Linked DNA regions of Homo sapiens: region 2 is linked to region 1. The links are chromatin loops, found by intact Hi-C in ENCODE. Cell type or tissue: IMR-90. All regions are shown on one strand.

What was found. Peaks named below come from ENCODE experiments on the same cell type or tissue, not always from the same donor. Only the 100,000 strongest peaks of a DNase experiment are listed, where the experiment ranks them.
Region 2: it touches region 1 in a loop (2.4-fold over the local background); 1 of 110 quality-filtered maps calls a loop at or near these places.

The regions. Positions count from the first base shown.
Region 1 is chr14:50,936,039-50,938,538 of GRCh38, forward strand. It overlaps PYGL (glycogen phosphorylase L), which reads right to left. Exons shown (of 20, transcript NM_002863.5): 2 at 1,698-1,799. Among named protein-coding and RNA genes, the nearest start is that of PYGL, 7.2 kb to the right of the region's middle. In IMR-90, no CTCF peak of the experiment used is centred here; a DNase peak (open chromatin) is centred at 1,463.
Region 2 is chr14:50,650,157-50,652,656 of GRCh38, forward strand. The region is part of intron 2 of SAV1 (salvador family WW domain containing protein 1); the gene reads right to left. Among named protein-coding and RNA genes, the nearest start is that of SAV1, 17 kb to the right of the region's middle. In IMR-90, no CTCF peak of the experiment used is centred here; a DNase peak (open chromatin) is centred at 965; H3K27ac peaks cover 953 bases.

The DNA of each region.
Region 1 (2,500 bases):
GCACCCATGACAGAGCTCTGCAGCCCTGGAGATCACATTGGATTGCTCATTTTACGATGAAAGAATTGTTGGTCAGGCAAATGACTTGTTCCATCCTGACTAGATGCTAATCTAGCCCAGGCATGGCTAAAGGTGGCCTACTGTGAAACAACTGGGTTCTTATCTGAAGTTAGGCAACCCATGAAACTGGGTATTTTTTTTAAATGGAAAAATAATTTGCACATTTGAAGACATATGTGGAAGATGCACCAGTGCTTGAAGTTGTGCCCCCGTTTCCATGGCACCTGTTTGGATTCCTACCTGTCACACAGGTCTTGACAACTGTATCTTACGAGTTCAACCTTGGTTATGCTTCTGTTCAGTGTTAAAGGGCCTTTCAAATTTGCTCTCTGCAGATTAGAGCTTACTAGGTTCCTGGTGTAAGCCAACTGCTGGTGCTAACACTCAGAATTTTTAAATTCTAAAAACGTAAGTCTAAAGCATGATATAGGCTGGCACGGTGACTCACACTTGTAATTCCAGCATTTTGGGAGGCCAAGGTGGGTGGATCACCTGAGGTCAGGAGTTCGAGACCAGCTTGGCCAAAATGGCGAAACCCCATCTCTACTAAAAATACAGAAATGAGCTGGGCAAGGTGGTGCATGCCTGTAATCCCAGCTACTCAGGAGGCTGAGGCTGGGAGGTGGAGATTGCAGGGAGCTGAGATCGTGCCACTGCACTCCAGCCTGCGTAACAGGACGAGACTCCGTCTCAAAAAAAAAAAAAAGTATGATATAAATTTTGAGCAAGTAGACATGGATCACATCACCCTGCCTGGCTATAGGCTACTCCAAGGGAGAGATGTTATTTTCAGCTGATATTAGGGGAAGGAGAGGGAAGGGACATGGAGAGGACCTGCAGGGGTTCTTTCACAGGAAATACTCCACCTAACCCACATGTATGTGAGTTAGCTATGACCTGGTTGTAGACGTATTTGTTCTTGAGCGAAGGACACATGAGGGGACAATCCCATGGCAAAGGAAATGAAAAGTTTGAACAGTCTCTCATTTAGAATGTGTCTTTGCAAATACACATTTCTCCTTTCAACCACATCAAAAAGGTTAAGGGCTACCTGTTTTGGGTATGAAGGTGCCTGAAGCTCAGGAAAGAAAAAGTTAAATATATTCATGAAAACAACTTAGCACATTAGGGTTAAGACTTCAAGCTTCTCCTTTAAGGAGGAAGTGTATTTTACATCTCATTAAGCAACAGAGAAAGTATGACAACAGAATTTTTAAAGCTGATCATTTTCACAAATTGCCTTGATACATGAATAACAAAGTTTGATCATTTCTTAAAAATGAGATAGAAGCCCAAAGTAAAGATTGTGATTCTGATAGCAGAAGACTCAAGTACTTTTAAAAGGCTTGTTCAGACACTAATTTCTGAAATGTAATCTGTGAGGAATGCTGTCAAAGACTTTGATTGCAAAAGAAAATTCTCATGAGTCATAACGAGTTATCTAACTTTTTCTGGTTGTTCCTCTTAAATGAGAGATTACCAGTGATGTATATTTCTAAAAGTTTGTAATAGCCACATCTATAGAGGCGATTTTTCACTCTTATTTTACTTTATTTTTTTGTGCAATGTCCCCAAGTTTCCTGAAGTGCACATGAAATTTAAAGAGACAGGATGAGAGAAATCTAGGAACAATGTACCTGGTAAATGGCCTCATCACAGGCATTTTGCAGACCGAGGTTGATCATGGTGTTCTGTAATGTTCGGCCCATGTAAAATTCCAGAGAGAGGTAATATACCCTCTGAAATAAAGAAAAGAGAGATAATGTTTCCCCCAAGAGATCAACCTCACTTAACATAAAAACACAAGGTCATGTGTTAGGTCACCAATAAGAAACAAACAGGCAGGACTATGTCACCACAGGTTCGAATGAGACTCCCGTCAGAGGTGTTTGAACCAAAGTGACTCCATCTTGAATAGGAGCTGGGTAAAATAAGGCTGAGACCTACTGGGCTGCATTCTCAGAACGTTTGGCATTCTAAGTCACAGGATGAAATAGGAGGTCTGCACAAGATACAGGTCACAGAAACCTTGCTGATAAAAGGTTTTCTTTGCCTCCTTTTTAATGATTCCAAATTAGCATGGACTTAAGATATTTAAAAATATTTCAAAATCTTTTCTTTTTTTATTTTAAAGACAAAGTCTTGCTCTGTCACCAGGCTGAAGTGCAATGGTCCAATATCAGCTCACTGCAACCTCTACCTCCTGGGTTCAAGAGATTGTCCTGCCTCAGCCTCCTGAGGAGCTGGGACTACAGGCATGCGCCACCATGCCCAGCTAATTTTTCTATTTTTAGTAGAGATGGGGTTTACTCCATGTTGGTCAGGCTGGTCTCGAACTCCTGACCTCAGGTGATCCGCCCACCTCGGCCTCCCAAAGTGCTGAGATTAGAGGCGCGAGCCACTGCGCCCGGCCCCTTTACTTTCTTAATAAACTTGCTTT
Region 2 (2,500 bases), 290 kb before region 1:
ATGTGGTTTAAGAAACTGTTTTTATTTAAATACAACATACAATGCATATGCATAAGGCTAGTCACTGCAGCAACATCTATAGTTGCAAAAGGCTAGAAATCAACCAAATGTCCAATAATAGCAAACTGGATGATTACACTATTACACGCACAGAACAGAGTACTATATTATATAGCTGTAAACATGAATGAAGATGATTTCTATTTATTGCCCTGGAATAATATTCGGGATGTATTATGTGAAAAAAGAGTCTGGACAGTACACCACCATATATACATATATGTAGTAGCCAGCCAGTAAGGTGAACCTGGGCCCCAATTATCCCTGTCCTCCTGGGATTCACACCCTTGTCTGTGTGACCAATAGTTTATGGCAGAAAGGATGGTGTGTGACTTCTGAGATTAGGATATAAAAGACCGTGCAGCTTCTGCCTTGGTCAAGTGTACTTGCTCTCTCATCACTCACCCTGGGGGAAACCAGATACCATATCATGAGAAGCCCATGAGTGAGGAATTGAGGCCTTCAGCCAGAACTGAAGCCTCCTGTTAACAGCCTTGTGAGTGAACTTAGAAGCGGATCTTTTGGCCGGGCGCAGTGGCTCACACCTGTAATCCCAGCACTTTGGGAGGCCAAGGTGGATGGACCACCTGATGTCAGAAGTTTGAGACCAGCCGGGCCAAGACGACAAAACCCTATCTCTACTAAAATTACAAATAATTAGCTGGGCGTGGCGGCACATGCCTGTAGTCCCAGCTACTCAGGAGGCTGAGGCAGGAGAACACTTGAACCTGGGAGATGGAGGATGCAGTGAGCCGAGAGCGCGCCACTGCACTCAAGCCTGAGCAACAGAGAGAGACTCTGTCTCCAAAAAAAAAAAAAGAAAGAAAGAAATGGATCTTTCAGCCAGAGCGAAGCTTCGGATAACTGCAGCCCCAGCTGACGTGTGTGAACTCCAACTTCATGAGAGATCCTGAGTCAGAATGACCTGGCTAAGCCGCTTCCAAAATCCTGAACCACAGAAACTGAGATAATAAATGTTTATTGTTTTATGCCAATGAGTTTGGAAGTAATGTGTTTTACAGCTACAGAAACCTAACACAATACATATGAAAGAGAATAATATGAATACATATTTTACATATATATGTAATTTGTATCTATTTTCATAAAGTGTTGCAATGAAATATGTAACAAAAATTAATAAAATTGGGTATTTACAGGGGGAGGAAGGAAATGGGGTGGAAGAGGACAGGGGTAGAATTAATTTTCTAAATGCATTCTGTTTTATCATTTTGATTTTGCAACCTTTTAAATATCCTATGTAACTTACAACAAAATTAAATCAAAATTTAGAAAAAGCAATCCCTAAAAAGTGAAAACAAAATGAAGTAAACAAATCTAAGAGTACATGAAGCAGCTAAAGCATACTTCAGAAAAATTAATTCAAAGTGAATTTTATGTATTACTTATTTATTGTTATTTATTTTTGAGACAGGGTCTCACTCTGTCACCCAGGCTGGAGTGCAGTGGCACAATTACGGCTCACTGCAGTCTCAACCTCCTGGGCTCAAGCAATCCTCCCACCTCAGCCTCCCAAGTAGGTGTGACTATGGGCATGCACCACCAAGCCTGGCTAATTTCTTTTATTATTTTTTGTAAAGACAGGGTCTCACTATGTTGCCCAGGCTGGTCTCAAAACCCTTAGACTCAAGCATTCCTCCCATCACAGCCTCCCAGTGTGCTAGGATTACAGGCATGCGCCCCTGTGCCCGGCCCAAAGAGAATAAATTGTACTTCCTCATCGGGAAATATCCTAAATTTAAAAAATAAACTACAAAGAAATCTTCTGTTTTATTCAGTAATCATATTGTCGATGATACTATTTTTAAAGCTAGTTATGCTACAGATAAAGCAAATGAATAGTTACATAATTGTCAACAGGAACCAAGATTTTCAGTATGAGAAAAAAATAAAAACCTAAGGCAAAAAGAAGGTAGTTCAATGTGAATGTACTTACTGCCAACAAACTGTACACTTAAAAATGGTTAAGATGGTAAATGTTGTTATGTGTATTTTATCACAATTAAACATTTTTTTAAAAAGCTAAAAGTAAAAACTTGGAAATCTTAAACTGCCAACAGTATGAACTCATAATGAATTTCTATTTCCAGAAAGCAACAAAACATATTTCCCAGATATGTCCATTGAAAAGGTCTACAAGCATTAATCCACCAAATAGCAATGAGTACAAGAGTGCAATCCCTGAATACTATTTCCCCATCGAAAGGAACCAGGGATCCTTAGAATGGTTGAGTACAGGACTGAGGCAGAAAATGCACAATATGAGCCTGGAACATCTAGTCACATTAGAAAGCAAAGAGAAATAAAAAGGAACCAACATTGAAAGGGCTCCTGCCACCAAAGCAGCAGCAATTTAAACATCAAAAGGAATTACCACACCAATAATTAAAACTAAGTATAAAAATCTTAAAATCAACCA